Regions from separate parts of the Mus musculus genome. Here all the other regions are linked to region 1. The links are chromatin loops, found by intact Hi-C in ENCODE. Cell type or tissue: heart. All regions are shown on one strand. Region 1 overlaps Igfbp2 (insulin-like growth factor binding protein 2). Region 2 overlaps Xrcc5 (X-ray repair complementing defective repair in Chinese hamster cells 5). Region 3 holds the start of Xrcc5 (X-ray repair complementing defective repair in Chinese hamster cells 5). Region 4 overlaps Smarcal1 (SWI/SNF related matrix associated, actin dependent regulator of chromatin, subfamily a-like 1). Region 5 has its middle 7.4 kb from the start of Gm51632. Region 6 overlaps Mreg (melanoregulin).

The links. A loop is a pair of places that touch in the nucleus more often than their neighbours do. Peaks named below come from ENCODE experiments on the same cell type or tissue, not always from the same donor. Only the 100,000 strongest peaks of a DNase experiment are listed, where the experiment ranks them.
Region 2: a loop joins it to region 1, with 10 times the contacts of the local background. A loop is called at or near these places in 24 of 42 quality-filtered maps.
Region 3: a loop joins it to region 1, with 8 times the contacts of the local background. A loop is called at or near these places in 24 of 42 quality-filtered maps.
Region 4: a loop joins it to region 1, with 2.9 times the contacts of the local background. A loop is called at or near these places in 6 of 42 quality-filtered maps.
Region 5: it touches region 1 in a loop (11-fold over the local background); 37 of 42 quality-filtered maps call a loop at or near these places.
Region 6: a loop joins it to region 1, with 10 times the contacts of the local background. A loop is called at or near these places in 2 of 42 quality-filtered maps.

The regions. Positions count from the first base shown.
Region 1 is chr1:72,852,252-72,857,251 of GRCm38, reverse strand. It overlaps Igfbp2 (insulin-like growth factor binding protein 2), which reads right to left. Exons shown (of 4, transcript NM_008342.3): 4 at 4,778-5,000. Among named protein-coding and RNA genes, the nearest start is that of Igfbp5, 20 kb to the left of the region's middle. In heart, a CTCF peak has its summit at 2,142 (motif pointing right); no DNase peak of the experiment used is centred here; H3K27ac peaks cover 335 bases.
Region 2 is chr1:72,310,729-72,315,728 of GRCm38, reverse strand. It overlaps Xrcc5 (X-ray repair complementing defective repair in Chinese hamster cells 5), which reads right to left. Exons shown (of 21, transcript NM_009533.2): 3 at 3,138-3,321; 4 at 1,527-1,575; 5 at 148-270. Among named protein-coding and RNA genes, the nearest start is that of Xrcc5, 5.8 kb to the right of the region's middle. In heart, a CTCF peak has its summit at 1,894 (motif pointing left); no DNase peak of the experiment used is centred here; H3K27me3 peaks cover 1,606 bases.
Region 3 is chr1:72,304,530-72,309,529 of GRCm38, reverse strand. Xrcc5 (X-ray repair complementing defective repair in Chinese hamster cells 5) reads right to left here and starts at 2,109. Exons shown (of 21, transcript NM_009533.2): 1 at 1,963-2,109. The coding sequence starts at 1,983. In heart, a CTCF peak has its summit at 2,486 (motif pointing left); a DNase peak (open chromatin) is centred at 2,039; H3K4me3 peaks cover 1,529 bases; H3K27ac peaks cover 1,754 bases.
Region 4 is chr1:72,622,509-72,627,508 of GRCm38, reverse strand. Smarcal1 (SWI/SNF related matrix associated, actin dependent regulator of chromatin, subfamily a-like 1) reads right to left here. Exons shown (of 17, transcript NM_018817.2): 14 at 864-1,046. Among named protein-coding and RNA genes, the nearest start is that of Gm39662, 16 kb to the left of the region's middle. In heart, no CTCF peak of the experiment used is centred here; no DNase peak of the experiment used is centred here; H3K27ac peaks cover 206 bases.
Region 5 is chr1:72,716,454-72,721,453 of GRCm38, reverse strand. No RefSeq gene overlaps it. Among named protein-coding and RNA genes, the nearest start is that of Gm51632, 7.4 kb to the left of the region's middle. In heart, CTCF peaks have their summits at 2,423 (motif pointing left) and 4,290 (motif pointing left); no DNase peak of the experiment used is centred here; H3K27ac peaks cover 574 bases.
Region 6 is chr1:72,163,238-72,168,237 of GRCm38, reverse strand. Mreg (melanoregulin) reads left to right here. Exons shown (of 5, transcript NM_001005423.2): 3 at 4,076-4,166. Among named protein-coding and RNA genes, the nearest start is that of Gm4319, 42 kb to the right of the region's middle. In heart, a CTCF peak has its summit at 1,918 (motif pointing right); no DNase peak of the experiment used is centred here; H3K27ac peaks cover 217 bases.

The sequences.
Region 1 (5,000 bases):
CACATTACAGGCCTAGCTGGGGAGATGAAGGTGATGGACCATCCATTCTGCCCCCTCCACACACACACTAAATACTGAGGCTCGAAGGAGAGCTAGTATCCCGGACCTTGCAGTCATCTGGTAAGAGGGGCCTCGTTTCCCACAGTCCACTGGTCCTCTGGGAGCCATCAAACATCTTCCCTGGGGCTTCTCAGTCCTCCAGGTCACAGAGCCAGAGACCCAAACACCATGTTTTAGGTCAAAATGAAGTGTGGAAGATGCAGGCAGTGCTGCAGAGCGGGAACGGGTGCTTGTGAAAGTTGGCAGGGCAAGCGGAGGGTGCATGGGTGGCTCGCCATGTTAGGACACCTGGGAGAGTCTGCTGGCTTCTCTGTCAGAAGCTACTTGTCCTATGGTTACTATAGCCCATGCAATGTCTGAAGGAAGTAGGAGCCAGGGTTCTCCTCCTAGCTGTTTGTCCTCGGGGCTTATCCCCCTGAAGCCACATGAACGGAACCTGCTCCATATCCCTCCCGGCTCCGCAGGCCCTTATGTGGCCCTTGAAGCCTCGCCGTCTAACTCCTCACGACCTGTGGCCGTTCTGCCCCCTGGCTGCTCCAAACAATTCTTGATCAGAAGTCATAACCCACACGGCACATTCGGATCAGGCAACCTACCTGGACACTTACAGAGTGGACCGGAGCCTGGCTCCATTCTCTCTCCCATCCTCATTGGATGGCAGGCAGCTGGTCCAAGACCACGTGGCTCTGGTACCCTATTCAGTTCTTCCTTTTGCCACAATCCACTTAAGCCACACTCTGGGTCTCAGAACTCCCTGGTCTCCGATGACGTCATCACATCCACCCAACGGTCCGCGCCAGACCCCTAGGTATTAGTCCGGATTCCCCCACTTAGCTCTCCATCCAATGCTCCCAGCAGTCAGCTACTCCCTGAAAGCTCTCACTATCCTCCTTCTTCCTCGTTTGGATCATTTTCAGGGCTGCCTGGTGGATTCAACTCCATCTCTCCTCTCATGCCTTCTTCTCTCATCCACAATTGATTTCCAAACACATATCTAGTCTTATCCACCCTTGGCCTACGTTCAAGTCCCTCAGCAACACACCACATCCCTCCCGATAGGTTCCCTACAACGTTCCTCTTCAGCTGTCCCTCTGCTGCCTGCGCCCTAGGAATGACACCCATCCTCGGCCGTGTGCAGGCCTCCAGGCTCAGAGTGCAGCTCAGGCTTGAAGGCCTTCCACATGCTGCCTCCTCTTTCTGAACCCAATCCCTTAGAAAACATACACAGATGTGTGCACACGCAAGCTCTATTTCTTCATCTCAACTCTCCATTGCCGCTCCAAGGTGCCTTCCACAAGGCTGCTCGTCATTACACTACAGTGCTGGAGGATATGCCTCTGTCACATCATGCCATGAGACGGTCAATCATTTACAACACGGAAATGTAGACACTACAGGACAGAGGCCGTCATCTCTTGCAGCTCCACATGCAAACACTGCATCACCCTACTTAGCATGTAGTCATGACTACATTTAACCAACACTTACTGTGTGGCAGAAATGAATTTCTACCCTGCAAGCTGTTCTTTCAAACAGACATCATCCCAGTACTTAAAGCTGAGGTTTTAAAGGGTGTGTAGAAGTTAGAAATATGCACAAAGTCATACAATTTATAGTCAGGGACAAGCAAGGTCTTCCCAGTGTTGCTAGCACATCGAAGTACCAAAGATACACTTAGCAGATGCCACAGCTACAGCAGGGTGTCTGCAAATCCAGAGGGCACAGAGGAGGGCCAGCCTTGTGGACACGTACCCATGACATCACCTGGAGCTCAGAGCTCTAGTGTACTGTCTTTGGTGAACTTTCTTATCACTGCCTTGAAGTTCTTAGTAAGAACAAGAGGCCTCATAGTGTCCCAGGCCTTACAACTTAGGTCACTGGCCTTCCCTAGAAATCTTACAAGAGGTATACATAAAGATTCTCAGTCCCTGTTTCCACATCACCTAACTCTGGAAATCTATGGGAGAGCTTGTGAATCCTTATGAGAGAGCACCTCCATTTGACTTAATATAGGTTCCTGGGCCTCCCTTTAACTAATTGAAAAGCCAAAATGAGTTTGGCTGCAGTTACACATGCTGCCACATGGGGGCAGTATGGCCTCAGCGTTTAACAGTGGCCAGGCTTAAACTTCAGAGGTCTAGGTCTCCAGTGAGTGATGTGGGAACACATTCAATTAAAACCCTACCCAACCAGCCCCCTCTTTCAATGAACAGGGGACTAGCAATGGGCAGAGCAGGTTGTGGCAACATCAAGGGACTTTCACAAAATGTTTAGGAAGAAGCTCTCTGAGGCCCGTAGTAGCACAAGGATGACCCTGAAACATCCCTCTGATAGTGTTTCCCAGCAGCCTCCACAGGCTATGACCTTGTTCGTTGAAGATTAAACCATCCCCGCTAGGCCCAGGGGAAAATGCTCCCAAATGGGGATGCTTGATCCAGGGATGAGCCGCAACCTTGATACTGAGCAATAGGGCCTTTCTGGAAACCTTTGCCTGCCTGTAAAATGAAACTGGTAACTGTTTCTGTATCATGGGACTTAGTTGAATTCATGTATCTGTTCCATCCACCCTGAAGTAGCTCTTTTCCTGACAGGGGGTGTTCTCTAAGAATCTAATGTCCTGGCACCCGCCCAAAGTCCCAGGTGTCCCTCACCACCTCCGGATGTGCTAGATGATGAGTCTGAAGGGACTGAGCCAGCCCGCGAGAGAGGCCCCTCCACAGCCAGAGGGCTCAGGTGCAGACTGAAGTTGAGCTCAGCCTTGCACTGGGGAGAAAAATGGTTTGCCTTCCCCATGGCCCACAGCCAAAGGGTGAGGACAGTCCCTGGGCTTCACTGGGGCTTCCGGTACAGACAAAACATCGTGTTAGAGTCCTGCTACACATTGCTTCAAAAAGGGCTCCCCCACCCCCATACCCTGACTCAGTTCCCAGTCTCTTGGTCCAAGTTCTGTTCTTTTTTGAGACAGAGCTAAGGTGTCACCCTGGCTGTCCTAGAACTTGCTCTGGAAACCAGGCTGACCTTGAACTCAGACATCTGCCTGAAATGTGCACAAGCATGATCCAGTCTCAGCCCATGCTCTTTATCCACAGAGACCCCTTTGAAGCTGGCTGATTTGTTGATATGGGGCCAGTCACGCAAGCCACTCCAGGAGCAGCTTCTGAAAGCTCAGGGGTGACCTTTCTGAACAGCCCAGAAGCAAGGTCACCAGCCTTTCCTTGGGGGTTCAAGTGTAATTCCTTGTCCTGGACTGGGGTGGTGGTTTGAATGAAATGGTTTCATGGACCCATAGGAAGTGGCACTGTTAGGAGGAGTGGCCTTGTTGGAGTGGGTGTGACTTTGTTGGAGGAAGGGTGTCACTAGGGGTTCACTTTGAGGTCTCAGATGCTCAAGCCAGACCTGATGTCTCACTCTCTTCCTGCTGACTCTAAATCCAGATGTAGAACACAGGAACTCTCTAGCACCAAGTCTGCCTGCCTATTGGCATGCCACCATGCTTCCCACCGTAACAGACTAAACCTCTGAACTGTAAGTCGATCCCAATGAAATGTTTCCATTTAATTAAATCCCAATCAAAAGAGTTGCTGTGCTCATGTTTGAAGCAGAGACTGAAGGAAAGGCCATCCAGTGACTGTCCCATCTGGGAATCCATCCCGTATACAGTTAGTAAACCCAGACACTATTGTGGATGCCAACATGTGCTTGCTGACAGGAGCCTGATATAGCTGTCTCCTGAGAGGCTCTGCCAGTGCCTGACAGAGGTGAGTACACACAGCCATCCATTGGACTGAGCATAGGGTCTCCAGTGGAGGAGCTAGAGAAAGGACCCAAGTTGGAGCTGAAGGGGTTTGCAGCCCCACAGGAGGAACAACAATATGAACCAACCAGTACTCCCAGAGCTCCCAGGGACTAAACCACCAACCAAAGAGTACACAGGGAGGGACCCATGGTTCCAGCCGCATATGTAGCAGAGGATGGCCTTGTAGGAGGACATCAATGGGAGGAGAGGCCCTTGGTCTTGTGAAGGGTCCCACTGTAGGGGAATGCCAGAACAGGGAATCCGGAGTGGGTGGCTTAGTGAGCAGTGGGAGGGGGGATGGAATAGGGGAGTTCCAGAGGGGAAATGAGGAAAGGAAATAAAATTAAGTGTAAATAAAGAAAATACCTAATAAAAAGAAAATATGTCAGAAAAAAATGAGTTGCTTTGGTCAAGGTGTCTCTTCACAGCAATGGAAACCCCTAAGATACCTGAAAACTCCTTATTTCAGGGGGTAGGAGAGTCCCAATTTCAATGTTCCCCATTTCCCATCTCCCACTGCAATATCATCTGAAGCTTTCTACCGATGTTGCTTTGTATGGGTGTTTATATGCTGTGTAGCCCAGGCTAGACTAGACTCTCAGTCTTACCTGCTTCAGCCTCCCAAAAGCTGGGATTGTGGACTGTGCGTCCAGTGTCCAGTGTCCACACTCTTGTCCTCACTACCCATCTTCCTCAGTCAGTCCAGGGGGGTGGAAACCTTCCTTAGTGCAGCAGAGCCCTGGGTTCCACCGCAGGCCGGCATCTGGGTTCAGAAGCCTTTTTCTTGTCCCCATGTAAGATGGAAACAGTGACTTCCCCGCCATTCCAGGTATTAGGGACAAGGTGGGCATGAGCTCAGCAGACCATCCCCCCCCAAGACTCTTTCCCGGGACACCCCAAAGACTCAAGTAAGACACACACTTTTTATTTTTCCTTCCTTTAATCTTAAGTAAAAGAGACACAGGGATTCAAAAATAAAAATTTCTTTCCCCATTCCCAGGCCTGTACCCAGTGCCCTCCATACCACCCTTCCCCTCTCTAACAGAAGCAAGGGAGGTTCAGCTTAACAGCCGCTGGGGGGGGTCAGAGGGGGGCTTCTGAGCTCAGTGTTGGTCTCTTTCCAAATATAAATACATGTGTCAAA
Region 2 (5,000 bases), 540 kb after region 1:
ATGGCCGATACATGCAAGGTGGCCAATCCCACCTAGCAGCTCCCCCTGTTCAGCTGAGACAGAAGCCCCCTGGGAGCCATCTATGTAGGCCCTGCCCCCTGCATGAGGGATGCCGAGATCCCCTATGCTTTACTCTCAGGATCTTACAAGAACTGCAGAGAGATGCCAGACTTCTTCAAGTTACAAATTATAACGTCCAGTTGGTCCTGGCTGAACGGGCTGCTGAGGTCAGTGAACACTTCAATATGCTTCTTCCCAAACTTCTTCCCTCTAAAAGACAGAATGAACACATTAAGAAGTCATTCTCTGCCGGGCGTGGTGGCACACGCCTTTAACCCCAGCACTCGGGAGGCAGAGGCAGGCGGATTTCTGAGTTCGAGGCCAGCCTGGTCTACAGAGTGAGTTCCAGGACAGCCAAGGCTACACAGAGAAACCCTGTCTCAAAATAAAAAAAAAAAAGGTCATTCTTTGAGGCCTAGGGAGATGGCTCACCACAGAGACAACTGCCGTGCAAGCCTGTGGCCTGCAATCACCAAAACTCACCCAGGGCACACAAAGAAAACTAACTCCATGAAGTTGTCCTCTGGCCTCCAACATATGCTGTAGCATGCACACATAAGTGGACACACATGCGTGTATGCATGTGCACGCACAGACACAAAACACAAAAAACATTAAAAAAAAAAGAGAGAGATTTTAAAGGAAGTAGTCTCCTAAATTTTTTTCTAAGAGCTGAAATATACATGATCACTGATCAGAGAGATGGCGTGAATCTGATATAATTAAGTGTGGTTACATTCTCAAATGTAACCACAGTTACATTTGAGCTCAGTTGAGCTCAGTTGAGTTCCTATTAGATACAAAATCAGCTTCATATAGTTCACACTGGGCTCAACATTACAAAATGTAATATTCTTGTGTGCCCAGCCCTGGTTTCTAGCACTGTGACTGAAAGCAATGCCTTCCCACCTGCACAGCTTCAGAGCATAAACAAGGGACTCCAGATGTAAGAAGACATCAGCCTGGCAGCTGCACTTCCCAAACATCTTGCTGGGAACTACACCTGGGATTAGTTGCAGGATTTTGCAAAGGATACAGACTGAGAAACAATAATAAAAGACTCAGGCCCAGGATATTATCACAAAATGTCTTTTCAAACAATGCAACCCTATGTGTTCAAGGGCATACACTTTTAAGACTCAGTAATTAAGCAAATGGATTAGGAAGTTGACAGTTACTGTGTACAGCACACCAACTACTTATGGATCATACCACTTGGTACTTTTTAAAGATTTGGGGTTAACTAGTTTAAGCTAGTTAACAAGAAAACCAAAGTATGCCAAATACTTATTTCATCCAGAGAAACTCCCACCAAAGGTAGTCCTTTGTTTTAAACTTTCATAAGCTAGAAAGGCGCTGCCAGACTAACGCGCTACTTAATTAACAACAAACCACGCATCCTCTGAACACATGGACCCCTGTTTTTCCCAGAAAGCCCCACTCCTGTCTTCAGGTGAGACACTCACATGGTTTCACGCTGAATCAAATCCATGCACACAATCAGGGCGTCCAGGACTCAGCTAGTTAAGGATTGAAAGAACACCAACACTCCCTTCTTAACCATGAACATCACAGTTTCTCCCAGCAAAGCCCATACTACTGACAACAGCAGACACTGGACAACTTAAAAGGGCTTGCCCCATGTGTCCCAGACTCTATTTCATAAGTGCTTTATATACATCCTAACAAATAGTGTGGAGGAAAAAACACATATCCATTTAACAAAAACTCTAAGATGTCATTTAACAATTCTTAGAACCCATATTTCGTCAGCAATCCACTCTTAAATACAATGCAAGCCAGCAAGCAACACCAAACACAGCAGCACCTCCTAGTGGTCAAGAATGGTACTACTAATTTTTTAGAAAAATACTAAAGATTAGAACCCTATTCTCTGTGTGTGTGTGTTGAGACAGGGTTTTATTTTCATGGCTAATCTTGATTGTGAACTTGACACACTTAGGAGGCTGAACCTCAACTCAAGAATTGTCTCCATTAGATTGACCTGTTGGCATGTCTGCAGGCATTTTCTTAATAACTAAGCGGTGTAGAAGAGCCCAGACTACAGTGGGTGGTGCCATCTCTAGGCGGTGGGCGTGGGCTACTTGAGAAAGATAGCTGAACATGGGGGTGGAGGTGAGGGAGCCAGTAAGCAGCACTCCTCCATTTGTTTGTGCTTTAGGCTCCTGTCTGAGCTCTTGTATGGGCTTCCTCCCATAAGGAAGCTAAAATGAACCCTTTCCTCCCAGTTTGATTATGGTCCGTATCTTATCACACCAACAGAGAATCAAATTGGAGCAGGCCTCCATGGAAGAGATGAGAAATCTCTGCTTCAATAGCAACCTTATTTTTTGGCATAAAAACATCCTCCATCCAGAAGAGCGGAGCGGTTAGCACAGGAATCTGAATAGACGTCATTTGTGGTGGTTTGAATGAAAATGGCCCCTGAGGCTCGTAGGGAGTGGCACTATTTGAAAGGATTAGGTGTGACCATGTTGGAGCAGCAGTGACCTTGTTGGAGGAAATGTGTCACTGGGGTATCTGTCGTGCTCTTTCTCTCTCTCTCTCTCTCTCTCTCTCTCTCTCTCTCTCTCTCTCTCTCATGTGTCACTGGGGTATCTGTCTCTCTCTCTCTCTCTCTCTCTCTCTCTCTCTCTCTCTCTCTCTCTCTCTCTCTCTCTCACTGCCGCCTGTGGATTGAGATGTAGAACTCTCAGCTACTCTCCAGTCTGCACACTGCCATGATAAAGGACTGAACCTCTGAACTGCAAGCCAGCCCCAATGCAAACCCATCCCCTGGTCAGTATGTGCATATACTCCCTCGGACTCCCCCCTTCCTCTACTTCCTCTACTTCCCAACCTCTCAATATCACAGCGCAAAGAAAGAGCAAGACACTAGAAGCCCTGGAGCTGGGTACTAATTAACTCCATATTAATTACACAAACACCCTTTCCTCGGAGGAAAATATGCCCAGATAGTCAGTCACATCTGGGACTCCGGGAGAGCCTCACCAAACTGGATTATGACTCCCCAGATAAATGGGGAAATCTTGTCGTTTTAGGCACAGAAAGGATACAGTCGGCTTGCTGGGAACTTGGCTGGATTTTGTTTCCGATGTCTTCCAGCAAATCAAAATCTGGTAGCATCAGGTGTCTGCACACTGTGATGTTCTGATACTGGTCCTTGCCAGCAAGGGCATTATCAGTGCCATCTGTGCCATAGAGGACTAACGCAATCTCATCTTTGCTCTCCGAAAATACCTAGGAAGGAATAGCCAGAGGCTGAAGACTATTGGAATCACCTTGGAGAACACCTAACTTTCAGGGAGCAGGAAGACCATTACCCCCCTTAAGCAGGTCCCCAGGGCCACCAGATACTAGATTAAAAAAACATGGGACTACTAACAATGATAGTTATGCCCTAAGCACACTTTTTCTAGTTTTTAAATATTATTTTATTATTATATGTAGGTGGGTGTTTTGCCTATGTGTGCATCTGTTCATGTTTGTGGTTGGTGCCCCAAGAATATGGATCCCTGGGAAGTAGAGATGCAGATGGTTGTGAACCACCATGTGGGTGCTAGGAATTGAGCCCACCCTCTGGAAGGGCGGCCAGTGCTCTTAACCTCTGAGCAGTCTCTCCTGCACCTAAGCAGATTTGTCACTATCTGTAGGTCTTACCTTTCATCTCAGCACAGTAAGCGTGCATGCCTTGTTCTCTCTCTGCTCCTGACTTAGCTGTGACTGGCAGTTCAGTCCCTGCCTCCTTCACTTCCCCAGACGGGCTTGAACCTGGACCGTGAAGTAAAATAAACCCTTTCTCCTCTAAGCTATTTTTCATTAGGTTTTTTTTGTTGTTGTTGTTATACCAGAAACAGAAACTATAAACCAGGGCAGCTGTTTTTGAAGCAGGGTCTTTTCCTGTAGCCCAGGTTGGCTAAAAACTTGCTGTGTAGCCCATGCTGACCTCAAATGCCCCAGCCTTCTGAGGGCTGAGGCCAGCAGCATACATCACCACGCCCAGATTACAGAACTGCTTTATTCCTGAAAGCAACACTGTCTGATAGGGAAAATTATTTTTCTTACTTTGCACACAGGGCATTGAAGCATTATGTTACGTGTCTTCAAGATAGCCAACATCCATCCCTTTGCATTTTCAGGCTACTTTTTAATAAAAGAAGAGATTCTAATTCCTGCTCCATAATTAAATGTGACCTGGCCTTAATGACTTATTGACAAACACAAAACAACAAAAAGGCATTCTGAGATTTCTAAAGCTGGGCTATGACACTGACACAGGCAGGGCCTCTCCATGAAACCCATCAGCCATGAACAGTGACTCTCCCCCCACCCCCTTTTCTCTTGATTCTTTGACACAGGGTTTCTCTGTATAGTCCTGGCTGTCCTGGAACTTGCTCTGTAGACCAGGCTGGCCTGGAACTCAGAAATCCACCTGCCTCTGCCTCCCGAGTGCTGGGATTAAAGGCCTGGGCCACCATCCAGCTATGACTTTTTTTTTTTTTAAGATTTATTTATTGTTATATGTAAGTACACTATAGCTGTCTTCAGACACATCAGAAGAGGGCGTCAGATTTCATTACAGATGGTTGTGAGCCACCATGTGATTGCTGGGATTTGAACTCAGGACCTTCAGAAGATAAGTCAGTGCTCTGAACCGCTGAGCCATCTTGCCAGTCCCAGCTATGACTTTTTAAAAAAGTCAATTAAGATATTAATATTTGTGATGCACTGAAAAAAAAAATAACTGGACTGGGCACAAACAAATTTAAGGGCTTGCCCGAGATCTTGGGGTTAGTAAATGACAGGTAAAGCAAGGATTCAGATGCAACTTGTCAGCTCTAGAGACTTTTATTAAACATTTTATACTGCCTTTCCTTTCCGCTAAGCAACATTGTATCTAGAGAAGAGGCCTGATCAGG
Region 3 (5,000 bases), 550 kb after region 1:
ACAAAATTTAATTAAACAGAAACCACAAAAGACCTGAGCTCATAATTTCAAAGTAAACTATAGATTGAGTCACCAAGATGATACGGCTTTAACAGTCTATCCTCACAAACATTTTATGTTGTTAAAACACTATAATGTATTCAAGAAAGAAAATGAAGGGTCTTTTGGTGGGGAAAAAATAACCAAAAACCTAGGTTAGTAATCCAGAGACCTGGGTCTAGTCCTATCTCCTCTAATTAGCTCTGACCCCTAGGCAATGTCACTTAACCTCACTGTTAGTTCAGTCAGGCAGTAAGATGTTGGGCTTGATGAGGTCTAAAGCTGTTTGCAGAATTAACAGTCCTGATCCTACCAGTCTCATCCGTGCTTTTGTGCTGACCAGACAGAATGTGAGCTGTTCTGGGCATCATCTTAGGCGACAAAGACTGAAAAGTGACCAGTTAAGACGGTCATCATCTGACTCTAGAGGTGTTTGGAAAACTTGGACCAGCTCCTATAGTGGGGGATGAGCCCCCAATTTTGACGTTTTTGCAACACTCAAAGGAAATACTAGTTTCCCTTAGTTCATAAAGAATGGAATCACATGACACTCTGAAATTTAACAGGTTTCAGAAACAACAACAACCTATCTTGGGATGAACATTAATAAACTACAGAATACCTTTGAGAGGAATTCAAATTACATCCCACAGTGATTCCTTCAGCATAAAAATCTTTTTTTTTTTTAAATGTAGGCATCACAAAATATGCTGGCTGTGTTCCTTTAATAGGCGGCCACAAATCTACTTTTAAAGTAGCAAACACTAAAAGACTGGGAGTCTTTTGTCAAGAATTAGAGATTCAGAGTAAGGCATCAAAGAGTTTGACAGTGTAAATTCTGGTCTGGAAGAATGGTTTATGATAATTTAAAGTCTTTGGAAGCAGTAAGAAAACCAGGGAAGACAAACTGGGAGGGTACTGCAGCTCTTCATTACCACACTGAAGCAATACAACCTGCTAGAATTTTATCAAGTACATCTGCCACAGTAAGTCCTTCACGGGAGCTACAAAGTTCTCAGCAACTGAAGGCAGAGGAACAAAGGAAGCGAGCAACATCATTATGGGTTCATAATTTCATCAAATTCCCAAATGGGGGTGGAGGAAAACAGAGCTCCGTTATTGAACCCCTATCTTGTTTGTATTAAACGAATGAATGGATCCTTGCCATTGCATCTCTCTCTAGTGATCAAAAACAACCTCTCTAAAGTTTACAGTAATTTCCATTATTAATCTAGGATTCTAAGATCATAGATTCTTAGAAATTGAGCATTCTGTTTTGCTTTTCTTTCAGAGCTCCGAATGAATTCCCATTCACATGTTACCACTCATGGAAAGGGTGACCACGTTCTAATCACTTCAGTTCTTCATGTCTTGCTTGGTTCTCCTACTGACAAGCTAAGGGTAATAATGGTCGTCTCACGGTTTGGTGTGAAGATTTAATTAAATAGGAATAAAGGGCTTAGTTGTGCCTCACACAGTAAGCTTTCAATAAATTCGAGATTTTTAAATTATTATGAAGGTCATAATATTACGTAATATTACACCTTGAGTTATTTCATTCACAGAATCACAAAACCCCTCTGAAGTTTTACGAGCCTGGCATGTAGGGGATCTATCCTCGATAACTTACAAAGATTTTTAGAACCCAGGTTCGGAAGCAATAAAGGACGTCTGTGTTAGCAGGTGGCGTGGATAGAAAGTAAACTGAAGCAACGAGGGAGGAGGGAAGGGTGAGAGGCTGGAGAAGCAGGAGGGAGGATTTCGGAAGCGTGAAGGTGCACAAGACTCAAATGCAGAACTCCGAACCCCAAGTCTTTCGTTTTGAGCATCCATCCTTCAGTGCTGACTCAGCTGCGATTCCCACAGCTTCCACCCTCTAGAGATCCCCGGCTTAGGAAAGGCAAAAGGCCCTGCTCTCGGTACCTTATTACCGGACCACGCCATGCTGGTCCTCAGGTGATTTGATTACTTTTTCCGGGCGGAAACCTAGAGTGTCGCAACTCAGTTCCGGGCAACCCACAGATCCAGACGTCCCGCGTGCAAGGCGGGGAAGCCATGGGCTCTGAGCATGCGCAGAATTCTCTCCCTGCCTCCTTAGGCAAGGCTTTGTTCTCTGAGCCGCTAAAAGCCAGTCAGTACTGGGCTGGAGAAATGGCTCTGCCGTCTAAGACATTTGTCATCAAGCCTGACGAGCCCATTCAAGCTCCAGGCACCCATATTGTGGAGAAAAAGAACCAATTCCACAAGTTGCCCTCTGATCTCCACGTGTCCCACACATCACAATAAGTAAATAAATAAATTTAAAATAACAAGTTTAATAGTAAAAAAGTAAATAGGGGGTTAAAGGGAAAGGGTCCCAGGTTAGGAATGTGTACTGTTTTCGCAAGGGTATTTCAAAGCCCAGCACCTACATCAGCCTTCCGCGGATCTGACGCCCTCTTCTGGCCTCCACTCAATGCACATACCCACATGCAGCCGCGTGCATACATGATTTTTAAAACTAAAAAAAAAATAATAATTGCTATTACTCAATTGATAATAATCCCTTTCGCTAGCAATTTGTATTGGCACTCTGGAGTTAAAAGTCCCCTGTGTAAGATGAATCCACGAAGTCACTTAACTCCTCTAAAGGCCTTCTAAATATGATACTAAAAAAAAAAAAACCATGAACACGATGACCTTAGATCAACGTCCAAAGAGAAGAGTGAGAGTTCACCGAGTTAAAAGAAAAAGATGGCTCACAACCATCTGTAATGGGATCTGATGCCCTCTTCTGGTGTGTCTGAAGACAGCTACAGTGTACTCACATATATTAAATAAATAAATAAATCTTTAAAAAGGAAGAAAAAGTAGGAAAGGCATTCAACTCTACAGACAAAGTGGTTAAAACACCTTAGCCTCTGGGAAGAATTTCCTACTACCCTGGCGTGTCTGTGGCTGGGAAAGATGCCCTTTTCTAGAGATGGAGGCTGTCAATTCCCGTGAGTGTTCACCACTCATTTGCAAGGAAATTGCCCTGCAGTTCTTCCCTTCTGATAACCCTTGCACAGAAACTGCCTGTTTTCTATACAAAAATGACTCACAAGCTGCAGGTGGTTGGACAAAAGGTCCAGAGACCTGGAAAATGTCTGCAAACCTCTGTTCAATGTGGGAAACGTTCAATCAGATTCTCTTTTGTTGAAAATGGTCCCAAGAAAACAGGCACTAAAATTGATATGATTTGGAGAATTTTTGAAGAAGCCTTCAGGGAATGAAGGTTTAAAAATCGAAGCTGATAGGGTTCGAGAGATGGCTCAACAGTTAAATACATTCGCTGCTCTTGAACAGGACTGGGGTTCAGTTCACATATTACAGCTCACGGCCATCAGTAACTCCTGTTCCAGAGGATCCCATACCCTCTTCTGGGTTCTGAGGACACCAGGCACCCATGTGATACACAAACCTACATACGGGCAAAACACTCATACACAGAAAATAAACAAATAAAAATTTTAAAATAAACACAGTGGTGTCTAGACAGACACTTCGCACCCAGAGGACTCTTCCATGCTTTTATTCAGACTAGAGAATTTTTTGAAACTGAAACGTTATTTCTAGTTATAGTTTTACTATGGTTCATCTTTAGAGTTACTAGGGCTTTACCACAGAGAATGTTTGCAAGCTGTGTCATAGTTCCATCTCGGATAGAGTCTCTCTTTTCTCTTCCTCTCTCCCTCTTCTCTTTTTCCCCCTCTCTCCCCTCCTCCTTCTCTCTCCCTCCCTCCATCCCTTCTGTTTCTTTTACTCCCTCGTTTCTACAGACACACACACACACACACACACACACACACACTTCCAATACAAGTCTGTTTCCTAGGAAAAATAAAAAGAGGTTCTAGTAGCTGTCCTTGTTTGCATCTACACAATCTTTATGGAAGTCTCAAGAACCACCCACTTCTAAGCAGTTAGAAGACCATGGTCCTGAAAATGCATGGAGTTTAAGCATTGCTTGCTCTAAAAAAAAGCTTCCTTTAATCCAGGGGGAAAGAACAAACATGATTAATGCAGCAGAGTTCCTGGCTACTATCCGAAGGAACTCTAGAGAACCAAAGTATGGCAAACACGGCTCTGGCAGGCCTTGCCCTTCTCTCTCATCTCCTCTACCTTACTAAAAGTCATTAGATTGTATTCCTAAAGCTAGCCCTCAGAGTCTAGTCCTTATTTGCCCACTTCCTCCTCCTGAGGCACACCTAGCAAAGTGTTTAAGTCCAGCAATCAAAAGCCCCCTTTGGCTCACCTAATCAACATGACCAATTAAAAATCACCTTGTTCTAAGCCAGGCATGGTGACGCACACCTTTAATCCCAGAACTTGGAGGCAGAGGCAGGCAGATCTCTGAGTTAGAGGCCAGCCTGGTCTACAGAGTGAGTTCCAGGACAGCCAGGGCTACACAGAGAAACCCTGTCTCGTAAGACCAGAAAAAAAAGAAAGAGAAAAATCACCTTGTTCTAACATGGGGTCTCCCTTTTTACCTTTATAAGCTGTCATTTTCCTATGTGCCATGGCTGTCTATCCAGAGTCAGTCCTTTATCCCCATAAATACCCCTCCTCCCTCTCCATTGTTCCCTTCCTCTTCTCCCTCTTCCTCTGCCTCCTGTCTTTGTCTCTTAGTCCCTGCCCTCTGTCCCTCTGGGGCAAATAAATCTCCTTTGTGCTGAGAACTTGGTCTTGGAGGTCCTAAGCAGATACTTTCCCTTACAATAATTTTGTGGGGTTTGCCTTCATAATCCTTTGGTTAACAATAGCTGGGGCCTTACCTAGAGAACTCTCTCTGGGCTGGTCCTGACCAGGCTCTTTTTAGTAAAAAGCCTCTAATTTACTAAAACCAAACCTTGATTCATACTGATGAATCTCTGAAAGAGCCCAAACCTGCAACAAAGTTAAGAGTTCTTTTAAAAAGTAAGACCTATCATTCTGAATTT
Region 4 (5,000 bases), 230 kb after region 1:
GTGCTGGTAAGCCCCTTAGTAACTGCAACCAGGACACTGTTTTATGAATAGCCTCAACCTTAGAGCCTACCCATCATTAAAGCAATGGCTGATATATGCCCTATAAAAGCAGCATGTCAGAAATGAGAGGGAAAATAACTTTTTTTCTGAGACTCCAAGAAATGTTTATGAATTCAAACAAACGTCTTGGATCTGCCATCACAGCCCTCAGTTATCAGTCATGTCAGGGACATAATGACACTGAGCAAACACGTGGTGCTATCACTCTGAGACCCCCACTGGCAAACAAGGCCTGGGTGAGTGCCTCTAAAGACTTGGCTATACAGTTCTGGATTTCCACTTGGGCTTCCTGTGCCTACTTTCCTCACAGGGGAGATGAAGGCTGGGACTTTCCTAACTCTCTGCAGGAGGAAGGACTTCCCCATCGGTAAGATGGTCCTGCAGGCCGCTGTGAAGACTTGCAGTGCTTGAAGCCAGTGTACAGCAAGAGCTTGTACAAACACAAGCGTGACCAGAGACAGCCAGGGCTGAGAGCAAGGGACACTTGCAGAACATGTCATCTTCTTTTAAAAACATTTTTTTTTTTTATTTTCATGTGCATGAATGTTTTGCCTGCATGCATGTGCACTACATGTGTACCTGGCCCTCGTGGAAGCCAGAATAGACAGGGACTGAAGTTACAGATGGTTGTGAGCCACCATGTGGGTGCTGGGAATTGAACCCAGGTCCTCTGCAAGAGTAGCCAGTGTCCTTAGCTGCTAAGCCATCTCCCAGCCCAAGAACATGTCTTCTGCCATTCATTTACGGATCTTGTATTTCTCAGCCCTGGGCATGCCCAGGGGGACTCTAGCTACATTCCCTACCCCTGGGTTCCAGAAGAGCTCAGCAAACACGACCAGATCAGCTGTGGAGAAGGTGAGGCCCATGTTGGCGGCTGTGATGGACAACAGTGCCACTGTGTGCCCTTTGGACAGCTGGAACCGCTGGCACTGAGCCTCCCGGTCTGCTGAGGGAGTGGAGCCATCGATCCGGATGTGTTGAACGTTCTGTGTGACAAAGGAGAAACTGAGGTGAGCTGCTACAGTCTGCAGGGGCTGCCCAGCCAGCTCCTCTAGGTAGGGCCCAATGGCAGAACTGCTCTGCTACCCAATCCTTTAATTTCAGGCTGTTTCCCTTTACAAAACTGAAGGTTGGACTAATCCAATCGGTACAAGCACCTATTATCAAAGGAAACAATACAAACAGGCCTCTGTACATGGGCTGATTTTCCCATGCAGTAGTCTTTTGTAAAAGTATAGAATAGTATTGCCACCAGGACGCCAACTTTGATACAACTCAGAGATCTTCAGATAACTCATGCTACCTGTGCACTCATGTGTATGCATGCACATGAGTGTGGGGAGTGTATGCGTGTGCCCATGTCTTCACATGGATACTCATTCCACACATTTTTATCAGCAGGGCTTTCTATGTATTCATCTCCATAGTAGTGGTGAATGGTTTCTTGATCACAGGGTCCTTCTGAAGCCGTCTGAGAACTGACTCCCCACCTCTCTCTTCCCCAGTGCTCCCTGCCGCCGCCCCCCCCCCCCCCCCCCGGGCAGTACCAGCACACCCTGCATTCTGAGGTGTTTAATCTGTAATTGCTGTATAAATGTGATCAACATGGTGCCTCGGGGCTGAGCTTTTCCCTCAGCGACACCAACTGTAGAGCTGTCAAGTGTTGTCTACATCAGTACTCTGCTCAGGCTACTGTGGAGTGCTATCCACATCATGGCACATGCCTGTGGTCCCATGTCCATACAGGAGGGCATGGGCAGACCCATGGTGGGGGGAGGGGGGGGCTACTCTCAGTGAAGCTGGTAGGAATGTCTGTGAACAGGCTATGCTGTGTGAACTTAAGTTTTTGTTTCTTTGAGGTTGCTCTGGAGCCAACTTCTGGATTATAGATTAATTACATGTTTAGTCTGGCTGTTTTCTTTTAAGAAGCATTTAAAAATATTACTCTTTTCTCAATGAATATTGCATATCTTTTAAAGAAAAATTATATTTTATTTTTCACCCAAATCATACTGTAAACTACTAAAAAAATATTTATGTGACAATAGATAATTTAACCACTTCCCTCTCTCTCTCCCTCCCCTCCAATCCCTGCTCGCTCTGGCTCAAAGATTTATTTTCTTGTATGTGAGTACACTGTAGATGTCTTCAGACACACCAGAAGAGGACATCAGATCTTATTATGGATGGCTGTGAGCCACCATGTGGTTGCTTGTATTTGAATTCAGGACCTTCAGAAGAGCAGTCAGTACTCTTAACTGCTCAGCCATCTCTCCAGCCCCCCTAATTTTTTTCTAAAACAGAAGATTTGGTAGGTATTTATTCATCAATAGGTGAGTTAAAAAAAATCCCTGTGGTGTGCAGTGAGGTTTTACTCAGTACTAAAAAACTGTTGCTAAAACAATGATGAATCCTGGTATATGAACAAAAGACAGAAAACAAACACACAAACAAAAACTAAAAACAGAATATATATTGAATGATTCCATATTTATGTCCAACTCCAAACAATGCAAACTGATCAAGAGTGAGAACAGCTGGGCTCAGCCCAGAGGGAGGCGCAGGAGTGGGGATGGGGGCACGAGGACAGAGAGCCTGGGGGACGGGGGCAGAGGGTGATGGCCATGCTCACCGCCTCATCAAACTGCACTTTACGTACAGTCTATCACACAGCAACGGTTTTCTTTGGTTATAAAACTCAAATACCATAGCAAAAGGAAAAAAAAAAAAAAAAAGCAAGACTCTTGCTCACTCAGTCACAGTGTTGGTTTTGATGCAGCCGCCATTTTGTCTATGTCATACTGGTCGCTGCTAGTCTCCGCCATTTTGTCTATGTCATACTGGTCGCTGCTAGTCTCCCTGGCTAATTCCTTTGTATCAGTTTTCTTCCAAATCCTCTTTTACTTTGTATTTAGAAATATCAGCTTCCAAACGCTGACACCATTGCATACACTAGCAAGATTTTGCTGAAAGGACCCAGATATAGCTGTCTTTTGTGAGACTATGCCGGGGCCTAGCAAACACAGAAGTGGATGATCACAGTCAGCTATTGGATGGATCACACGGCCCCCAATGGAGGAGCTAGAGAAATTACCCAAGGAGCTAAAGGGAACTGCAACCCTATAGGTGGAACAACAATATGAACTAACCAGTACCCCGGAGCTCTTGACTCTAGCTGCATATGTATCAAAAGATGGCCTAGTCGGCCATCACTGTAAAGAGAGGCCCATTGGACTTGCAAACTTTATATGCCCCAGTACAGGGGAACCCCAGGGCCAAAAAGGGGGAGTGGGTGGGTAGGGGATTGGGGGGGTGGGTATGGGGGACCTTTGGGATAGCATTGAAAATGTAAACAAGGAAAATACCTAATTAAAAAAAAAAGAAAAGAAAAAAATTGGACTGCTGCCATGTATATGATATTTGCATGTGAACTTTGTTTTAACTTCTTAAAAATATTAAAACATATTAGTGAAAGACTGAAAAAAAAAAAAAGAAAGAAATATCTTAGCTTTCCAGATTGGATGGTTCAGTGAGTAAAGCTGCATCCTGCCAAGTCTGCCAACCTGAGTTTGAGCCCAGGAGAAGGACAGCCCTAAGACCCATGCGTTTAATGCAGTAAACAGTACGGTAGAGATTCAGTGACTGCCTCTCCCTGCCCCAGTTACTCGAGAGCTTCCCAGCGGTTATGTGCTGAATAAATGACGCGACTCCTTGGTTCCCGTTTCCTAGCTGTCTGTCGGATGCCATGATTCAGTGCTAGTGCCCTGTACATTGTACATAAGATGCTCAGGATCAAGTCTCCAATGTGCTGTCCTTTCTCAGACCTTACCTGCTTATTCTCTGAGATGTCCCTTAGGATAACAGTTAAGGTCCCTTAAAAACAAACAAATCTAATTGAGCCCTGCTGAGTGGTGCAGATCTCTAACCCAGCTGTCTGGGAGGCTGACATGGGAGGACCACAAGTTCAAAGCCCTGTCTGGACAACTCAGTGAGATACTGTATCAAATTTTTAAAAATTAAAGCAAGGGGGCTAGGCATGTAGCTCAGTAGTAGAAGACTTTTTTACTGCTGAACCATCCATTCAGCCATGATCAGTGTATTTTTTAAAATAACTCATTTTAGCATACTTATTTGAAATCTAAGTATTGTACTAAACTGTTTATTATACATTGTAATAGTTTTGTAATTGTCTTGGATTCCTGGAAAGCCCAGAAGCTCTTCTAGAGGTTACAGATTTAGTTCCTTCAGTCTGTTCCTAAACCATTTTGTATGCAAGAATTAAACCAAGAAGTAACCTTGAAGATCCACCGCTACAACTCACAGGGAAAAACTCCAAGAGAAAACTGTCATAGCCTTACTTAGTGAAAAACCCCTTAAATTAGTAACAAAAAACATAAGCTACAAAACAAGACATGAATAAACTTGACATGTAACTAAAACAATCAATCTTTTATGCAAAAAGAAGTTAATGAAGTAAAAAAAAAGACAACTGATTAATATCCAGAATTTATAAAGAATTTCTTTTAGTCAACAAGAAAAAGGCAAGCCAATAGAAAAATAGGGCAAAATAGGTGCAAACAGGATCCTCATAGAATAAGCCAAACTGACTCTTGTAACCGCCCCCCCCCCCAAAAAAAAAAGAAATATTTTCAGAGCAATGCAAATGGAAGCGAGAACAGAATCAGAGCTCATTTACTGGCCTGGCAAAAGTCGAAGTGTAAATATCTGACCACATGAAGTGTGGGTGAGAGCTCAGGGCTGCAAGGGTTAAACATCTGATCACATGAAGTGAGTGTAGTGGCTATTCCTGGTTGTCAACTTGACTATATTTGGAATGAACTACAATCCAGATTCGAAGGCTCACCAGTGACCCTTATCTGGAGGCTTGGAGATAGAAGTTTCTGATCTGGAACTTGGTATGGAGATCTTGAGGCACAGTG
Region 5 (5,000 bases), 140 kb after region 1:
AGAGAGAGAGAGAGAGAGAGAGAGAACAATCTGACCCCAGGGCCAGGTGGCCTGTGATTCTGGGGACAGCAACAATAGAGCTGTCTTGCACGGCTTCGGGAATAGCTGTATGATCTGTTCTCATCCTGCACGTTCCTAGATGGGCTAACTTCTCTTAAGTTGTCTCTCAGGCGATGGTCGTGCCCGTCTTTAATCCCAGCACCTGGGAGGCAGAGGCAGACGTATCTCTGAGTTCAGGGTCAGCCTGGTCTACAGAGCAAGTTCTAGGGCAGCCAGGGCTACAGAGAGAAACCCTGTCTCAAAAGAAACCAAGCACACACAGGTCTCTTCCTTTCCTCACGACTCACGTGTATAACCTATGGCTAAGGAGTGCAGAGGAGGTAGTGAATGTTACCGGACACTCTGCTTCGACCCTCAGCAGTCCTGGAAAGGTGCTCTGGCTGCCCTGTGTTTGTGGGGGTCTGGAAATTGTACTTATACGCCTTCTCCATGGATGTCTCCCATTGCAGACTTCATAGAGATCTTACATTGTGTCATCTTTCACAGAGTAGAGCTGAAGCATGAGACATGACTGAGAACTTTTAGGAATCTTAACATGATTTGAATAAACGTCTGTGTTTTCCTATAAGAAAGGGCTCCCATTCACACCACAGACCAGAGGTCCCATTACCACTGCAGCCCTCTGCCCGTGCTGATGATACACCCCAGTGCCCTTCATTCGTGGCTCCCTACCATGCCTGCCTTTGAGCCACAAGGTTCTTACGCCCTCCCCAGTCTTCCACCCCTCCCCTCGAAGCCCAGCTCCCAGCTGATCTTGGCCTTGACTCATTGGTGCTGACTCAACAAAGAAAAGCAGACCCCTCCCTTGGGCAGCTGGACAGTGGAGCAGGGCCAGAGTCTGCAGGAGTGGGCAAGAAGGCAGGCAAGAGGCGGGGAATCCATCAATCAGCTTGTCACCAAGTCTTTGCTGAGCCCCCCTGAAGACTTGGTCCCACGCCGAGTTGCACAATGGGGGTCCAGAGAAAGAGGGAAAAAAGACAGGAGCCTTCATTTGGTTCTACAGCACTTTAGGGGCTTGAGTTTGGAGACCACAAAGCACAGTGTCACCTTGCCCACTGTCACACAGAGGTGGAGGTCACATGTTGAAAGGAAAAGCCAGCTCTAGTGTCATGTGTGCAGGGAAGTGAGAAGGCAGCACCCAAGGAGGGTCTTGAAGCTGCATTTCCAAGGCTTTGGGCACAAGGTCATGTTAGCTGAGATGGGAGAAGGATGAATGGAAACTGGTGATTTTAAAGCTCCGAATCATTATTAGCCCCCACATCCCTCCCTTACCAGCCTGCTGGCGATGGGGCACTGACTGCCTTTTCAGTCAAAGCACTGTTTCGGGGCTGGAGAGATGGCTCAGCGGTTAAGAGCACTGACTGCTTTTCTGAAGGTCCTGAGTTCAAATCCCAGCAACCACATGGTGGCTCACAACCATCTGTAACAAGATCTGAAGCCCTCTTCTGGAGTGTCTGAAGACAGTTACAGTGTACTTACATATTATAAATAAATCTAAAAAAAAAAAAAAAAAAAGAGCACTGTTTCTACATGTCCCTACCACAATGAACTGCTGTATTACTGAGCAAAAAGATTTACTTATTTTATGTATATGAGTGCTCTAACATATACACCTGCATTTCAGAAGACGGCATCAGATCTTGGTAGAAATGGTTGTGAGCCACCATGTGGGATTTGAACTCAGGACATCCGGAAGAGCAGCCAGTGCTCTTAACTGCTGAGCCATCTCTCCAGCTCGAGCAATTTTTTTTTAAAGATTTTTTTTTATGTGTGTGAGAGTTTTGCTTATACCTAAGTACATTACCTGTGTGCAATGGACCATACATCCTATCATAGTCTTTTAATTGTATATTCTCATTGGATCCCCCAGAGTTGGAATTACAGGCCATTATCAACCATGTGGGTGTTGGGAATTGAACCCAGGTCCTTTGGAAGAGCAGCCAGTGCTGTTAATCTCCAAACCATCTTTGAAGCCCAACAAAGTAGGTTTTAAACTCTCCTTGCACACACAGAGCAGGCAAAGGGCCATAAGGGATGAGAGTAATGGGACCTGGCGTGAGGAAGGCTGCATTTGGAATCCTAAAGCCCTAGCTAGAGATTGGAATCCTCACACCACTTCTTATCCCCGACACAGCTCATTCCCAGTGCTCAGTCATTCAGTTCCTGGGTTTTGCTGGCCTCCGCTCCTGAGGAGAAAGGGCATGCATCTCACTGGCCTTTGGAAGCAGCAGGGCTGTTGGTGTGCTGTGGCCACTCTCATCAGGGAAGTCATACCTGTGCACGGAACAAAGTTAAGAGCGGGAGAAAGAGAAGCACTCTGATCCCTCCAAGTCCTCTCAGCCTCAGCAAGGGCTCCCCCTGCTGTTCACTACCTACACTCCTTTTGCCTGCCCCGGGTTAATCAGCAGAATCCCAATGGCAGTTTCTTAACAGTGTCTTATGTAGTGGCACTTTCTCTCCAGCCTGTCTGTAGTGGCCTTTTAGCGTTATATACTTATCACTTGCTGAGACTGGCCTCCAACCATCAAAACCCCTCACAGATACCACTCTGTACCTTGGTTTCTTTATCTATAGAGAACAAAGCTCTTCTGTTGCCCAAGCCAGTGAACGGGGAGGTGAAGTTGAAGCACGGAACTCCTTGTGGACTTCATTCTTTCCCCATTCAATGACTCTCTTCAAGTAGAAAATCTTAGAGTTTTTGTCATCTATAAAAGGGGGAAAGAATTCCATTAGGTTCTTGAGTTTGGAGCAATTAAAAGAGGAAGAAGTGCTGGGGAAAAGAAACCTGATGACAGGCCGAGTGTGGTGGTGTAAGCCTTTAATCCCAGCACTCGGGAGGCAGAGGCATGCGGATTTCTGAGTTCGAGGCCAGCCTGGTCTACAGAGTGAGTTCCAGGACAGCCAGAGCTACACAGAGAAACCCTGTCTCGAAAAAACAAAACAAAACAAAAAAAAAAAAAAAAAAAAAAAAGAAAAAAGAAAAAGAAACCTGATGACACAAAGGTCTTACTAGCTACAGTACAACGAAGCATGGAGCATGTGGGTCCAGGACTGGCTAGACATGCAGGACTCAAGGCATGTGTGCCTCTAGCTACCCCAGGCTGGGAAGTGCTGGGTCTTAAATAGATGTGTCTACCTCAGACCCTTGGAACACAGCCTGGATCATGCTAAGGGAATGAGTTAGGTATTTCTAGGCCCTGCCCCCCAAAGCTAATTGGGACACAGGGAATAAAACATGGCAGTATACAAGCAGAACAGGACTGTTGAGTTGAAAGCATAGTTGCTTGGTGGAGAAGGTGAGGTATAAATTACTTAAAGAGCAAGGTGTGGCAGAGTTTGCCTGTAACTCAGCATTCAAGAGGGCTGAGAGGCAGGAAGATCAAAAGTCCCAGGTCAGTCTGGGCTACAGGACGAGACCCTGTGTAACCACCACCACCATGATCGTAACAAGTATACAAACATACCCAGTTAAATGAGCACAGAACAAGCCTCCAAAACTTAGAACATCAAAAAAAGATACATGTAATTCCAATAAATCAGTAAGCACTGGTCTTATTGAGTGGACAGTTTCACGTGTGCACGTGGGTGTAAACTCAGAGCACAAACAGTCCGACTCCACGGGCATCCCTCAAGCTACACTTCCAGAGCCTACCACTAACTCCATCCAGAAACAGGGGTCTCCTGACATCACTGTAACCTCTTGGCACCCTTTTTGGACCAGAATTTGCTTATCGCTCCCACTCTGCCTCTGTCAATACTATAGCTACAAAACCCAGAGTATGACAAAGTTAGTTAAAACATCCCTCCTGTACTGACGTTTTCTCCTGATGAGTCTAACAACATGGACAGAGACGTGGACACCCTGATCAGAGAAACACCTTCTTAGTCCACAGTGTTTATGTATTGTATGGTGCATTTTCACTGCAAAAAGTTTTTTACAATTTTTAATTCTTAAAGTTCTTCCCCCCTAACTAGCAGCTCTAGGAAATACACTCAAGACTATCCTAATTGTGTACTCGTGGGGCATCTGTCTCAGATGGCCTAAGACTAACTCTTTTAGGTTTAATTCTTTACCTAGTCAGCTAGGTTACATTCTGACATGGTGGAATTAATAAAGAACTTAGCACTTACTAACCTGTAACTACATATGCTAATATGCATTTGTGAGGGTTCTCTGACCTCTCAGAATTCTAGACTGCTCCGTCCTTTCCTGCTTACTCAGTAGCGCCCCCTGGTGTTCCATACGCTTGCAGTCAACACATGACATTTTTATGCTTTGCTCAAGGGAGTAACATCTGTCGATAAGTATTTTTGTGATTAGAGATAGACTCTCAAAGAATTTGTGTAAAATGTCTAGGTTCCAAGGTCAAAGTGCACTATATAACGGTATTGGCAACCATATCATATGCTAAGAGGGTAATCTCTAAAGCCAGCTTACAAAATAAATTACAGACACATTGATACACAAGCAGTAATTATTGTCTTTCCCTTTTAAATTTTTAGGCATACCTCAACATCTAATACCAACATACAAAACCAAATAAAGTGGAAAGTCACAAAGAGGGAGGTAGCTCCAGCCTAGCATGGAAAAATGTTTCCAAGTGTTGAAACATTCTCACATTTTTCTTTTGCTTGGCATAGTCACGTTTAGAATTCAGCTTCCAAGCTGGGCATGGTGGCACAGACTTTTGATACCAGCACTTAGGAGACAGAGGCAAGCAGATCAGCCTGAGCAAAGAAACCCCATCTCCCGGCTTTGCTGGCTGGCCTTGTTCTTTGGCACCAGCCAGTCCCCCTGGATGGAGCACTGCTCTGGGTTCTTGGTGTCTTTAATTTGTTCCCAGGAGCACTTAGAGAGAGACATTGATGCTGGTTTCCTCAGTGTTTCTGCATCCTGGAAACATGGAAACTAATGCAGGTGCTTTCTCCTGCTGAGCTCT
Region 6 (5,000 bases), 690 kb after region 1:
TCACAGAGTTAATTCTGCATTATTCTTTCTGCTGGATGCTACTTCCTTATTCTTAATATTTAAGGCCATCACAGCACGCCGACCACAACACACCGTTTTGGGAATTATGGGAAAACAAGTACAAGTGAAGACAATGAAACCTAATGTTTGGTGCTTAAGGGAATGAAATTCTCCAATGAAAGTTCTTTCACTGATTTTTAATTTTTATTTTCAAGTTGTGTCCAGCCTAAAAAGCAAATCGTTAGAATTTAAGAGTTCTAGAAGCGCATCAAGAACTTGCTCCTTTTTAGTGTAAAGAAATAGTTTTTTTTTCCCCCAGATATGAAGAACTGTAATTGGAGGAGGTTGTATGTGTTGCCATCCCTCACCCGCCTCACGTTCACTCTGTTACTTGGAGCACTGTGTTTAAGGGGCGTTCCGTCTCCTCTGACCAGCCATTCTGTTAAATCCAGTTTTCAGTTACATTCAGTTACTCAGGCTTCTGCTAGTCTCGTAATTGTATTATTATGTCAAAAGAAGATAATGATAGTGGATTAAATGGATGTGCCAAAGCTTGATCCCATCCATCTATGTGCAGGTTATTTACAGTAGGCAAGGCTGGGATCCAAGGTTGTGTCACCAGTCAGCTGGTGAGGGTGAGTAGGTAAGACGTTAGTCCCTAGTGGCCTTTATCCTCTACTGTACAGAGCTTGGCAGCAGTAAGAAGAGACGCAGGTCATCCGAGCACCAGTTGCATCCTGCAATGTTACTGTCTGGGTACAAGACCCAGGTGTGGGATTCTCGACTCTTGGTAGTCACAGCTACAGCTCAGCCTGGGGGTTGACTCTTGGCTCTGAAAATATGACCACTCTCTGGAACTGTTGCGACAGGATACTATGGGTTGACGTTTCTGACTCTTACAGACTTTTATACCCTCCTCCCCTGTCAAGATTGATTGATTGATTTATGTTTTGCCTGCGTGTATGTCTATGTATCACATGCATGCAGTGCCCTCAAAGACCAGAAGAGGGCATCAGGGCCTCCGGAACTGGAGTTAGAGATGTGAGCCGCCATATAAAAGTGCTGAGCACCAAATCCCGGTCTTCTGCAAGAACAGCAAGTACCCCTAACCACTGAGCCATCTTCTCAGCCCGTACTGGCCCTCTCTTACCGACTTTGGTTCTGTCCTGACTGCTCTGGAACTTTTCTTTACAGAGCCTCTTCCCGTACGTAGTCAGCCACGGCCAGGACTTGGGGTACCTGAGACAATAAACAGGAGTTGGGGGGAGGGTGTCACCATGTGGACTGTCCTTGGGTAGCTAGGGTTATTCAAGCACAGCATCCCTTGTCAGGCACGGGATGGAGTCTTAGGAGGGCGGATGAGATCACCATTGGAATCTGGATACACTGGCAGTTGTTAGTGATCTGACATCAGTGCTGGGAACCAAAGAGTGCTCACTGCTCGTGCTCGTGGTACTGTTTTCTAACTATATCTACACTGACGTGGAGTAGGGTGTATGCTGACTTCCATCTGAAGGCCATAGAAACAACCCAGCTTCATAGCAAGCCATTGTGGTGTAGGTAGCATTGCAGATGAGGCACAGGTAGTGAAGTAGGCTGGCAGACAGTCTGGCTCAGCACAGTATGCTGTATTGAGTCTTCACTTGAGTCCTATAAGGTCTTCCTGCTGAAAAGGCCTTGGCTCAAGCTATCCCTTTACAGATTATCCAGTCAGGGGAGCGGGCGTTGTCTAGGTGTGCTTTAATGTGATCCTAAGATGAGGCCAGGATAGTGTATTATTTATTTTTAAATTAAAAAAAATATTTTAGATGTATGGGTGTTTTGACATGTGTCTGTGTATCGTGTGCATGCAGTGCCCCCAGAAACCAGAAGAGGGCATCAGAACTTCTTGGAACTGGAGTATCAGAGGGTTGTGCGCTAACATGTGATGCTGTAATTCAAACCTCAGTTGGGTCCTCTGGAGGAGCAGCTAGTGCTGCCATCTGCTGAGCCGCCTGTCCGTCTGTCCATGATTTCAGATGACTTAGTTAACTGCCTTCCCTTCTAAGACCTTTCTGTCATTGCTTCTAGGCACTGCACACCTGTACACGTGCTGTTGGCTTTTTTTTATTTTTATTATTATTTTTTTAAGGACTAGGGAATCCACAGCGTTTTGCCTTAAAGCGATCAGCAGAAAGCCTTTTCACTACATGTGCTCAGATGTAGTCATGACAGAGCGCACTGTATTTTGGTAGCTTCTCTTTTTCAGAGAGGCATCTTCTGATGCATTGGAACGGCAGCTAAGCTTATTTATTCTTCCCTAGCTAGGCAGGAGCGTCGAGTGGCCATCTGCGAGGCGCGTCTGTTCTGAAAGGAATTTAGCAGGGAGCGAGTGGCGTCGTTGAAACCTCTTCAGTTCCAGGAGTCAAAATATTAAATAGCTCGAGTCTGAAGTCAGACGTTTAAAATGCTGCTCTCTGGAGCCGAGAGTGAAGACAGTTGTGTCTTTTCTAAGAAAGGAAAAGGTGTTCACTATGAAGTGAGCTTCCTTACAGAGAAGTCTCCTGAAAAGCAAATTCCCGTGACACCTGAGGACAGTGGTCCTCAACCTTCTCAGTGCCGTGACCCTTTAATGCAGCTCCTCACGTGTGGCGACCCCACCCATAAAGTCATTCTGTTACTACTTCATAACTGTAATTTGCTATTGTTGAGTCGTAGTGTAAATATCTGATATGCAGGCTATCTGATAAAAGGGTCAGAGAATGCTTAGAGCAGTGAAGACCTAAGATCCAGGTTCTGTGTTAGAGGATCAACATGATGCCCATATTACCCAAAAGCTGATAAAGGGGTTTTCAGAATGGTAACCTTTTAATGACTCCCTGTGTGCCCAAACAGTTTACCACATCAAGAGCGAAGCTAAGATATGGTAGGGGAGACACGGCTAGGAATCAGGATGCTTGGGATTCCTAGATCTCTATATAGCATCCTAATAGCACACCGAGATGTAGATTCTTGCTATTTTTTTTTTAAAGATTGATTTATTTATCTTATGTATATGGGTACACACTGTAGCTGTACAGATGGTTGTGAGCCTGCATGTGGTTGTTGGGAATTGAATTTTAGGACCTCTGCTTACTCTGGTCAACCCTGCTTGCTCAGACCCAAAGATTTATTATAAATAGGTACACTGTAGCTACCTATCTTCAGATGCACCAGAAGAGGGCATCAGATCTCATTACAGGTGGTTGTGAGTCACCATGTGGTTGTTGGGATTTGAACTCAGGACCTTTGGAAGAGCAGTCTTTGAGTGTTCTTACCCATTGAGCCATCTCGACAGCCCCCAAGTCTTGCTTTTTTTTGTTTGTTTGTTTTTTGTTTTTGTTTTTTTGTTTTTCGAGACAGGGTTTCTCTGTATAGTCTTGGCTGTCCTGGAACTCACTCTGTAGACCAGGCTGCCCTCGAACTCAGAAATCAGCCTGCCCTCTGCCTCCTGAGTACTGGGATTAAAGGAGTGCGCCACCACCGCCGGCTTCCTTAGTCACTTTTTGTCTTAGTCATAGAGGTAGGTGTCCCAGTTGAAGTTTGGCTAGTCTAGCTATTCAGGAATGTGTTAATCCCCCTCAATATTTCTGCCTGTGAGCACTGGAATTATAGACCTACCCCTACACCCATCGGGCCTCTGCAGGGTGCTGGGGATTTGAACTATGGGCTTCACGCTTGTGTGCTAAGTACTTTACCTGCTGAGACAACCTTTGTCCTAATGTTTTATACGTTACGTCATGACAGTGGTCACATGGAAACTTTACTATTGCTAACCACATTTTCAGGTAAGGTCACTGCAATGGAGAGAGTTGATAATCAGAAAGCCTAAGTAGCATTTAGATAGGACATCGCCTAGAAGCGGAGAGATTCTCCAGCAACAGCAGCTGATAGCGTTCCTGTCAGCTCTGCCTCACCTATGCCCCCTTTTCCTTTAGGATTATGTTATGGTTAGTGAAGAGAAGAACCACGCGTTCTAGGCAACATGCAGATCAGAGACTCGATAGGGGGTTTAGGCCAGAGGGTGTGAGTAAAGTGAGTTTTTATCTCTTTACAGGAATGGCAAAGACTCAACTATGATATCTACACCCTGCGGCAGATCCGCAGGGAAGTGAGGAACCGATGGAGACGAATCTTAGAGGACTTGGGTGAGTCTGAGAGATTGTGAAGCTGTGCTTTTCCATCTTGGTGTTGCCGGTCTGTCTTAGACCCGCCAGCCACTGAGTACTGACATGTGGGCCTTTATCAGCTCCGAAAGCTTGGCCGTAGCTTAGGCGGCTTCCTAACCAGCTCCTTGACTTAAATCGGCCGTTTATGCTCATGTACGTCTGCCAGGAGCGCGTTGCCTCCTGAGTGCTTTTTCTCCCGACCCTGACTCTTTCCCAGAGTTCCTGACTCCACCCAGAAGTCCTGCCTTTCCCCGCCTGTTTTGCAATAGGCCACTCTGCTCTTTATTAAATCAGTCGGCAGGCGATGGAGAAGATGTTTACAGACGCTGAGACAGCCGATGCCTCATTACACAGTGCACAGGAGATTGTCTCAGCAATCTTTCTATCAATAGATTGTCAGCCACCGACTAATTAATTACTGATTAGGTCCTCAGCTTTTCTGTTATGCTCTCAAGCATAAACCTTGATTTTTCTGTTGTCCCCAGGCCATGTTACTTGGCCATATGACTTCATCTGCCCCCAAGTACAAGACAGCACCAGGTAGTGAAGTCGTGTGGGCGTTACTACTTACTGTTTTTGTCATTATTTATTGATTGAGTTAGACAGAGATCGATTATCCAAGTAGTGATAGCTTTATAAATATGACAGGTGAGAGAAATATTGTAAGAGATATTAAGACACAGTAGAAAATTCTCAAAGAAGCAAAAGGGAGAAAAAGTTGCAAGGGTGGGAAAATACACTTGGCATTATGGCAGACATTTAGTAGCGGCTTTTCTTAATTCTATTAGGATTGACTAAATATGTCCCAAACCA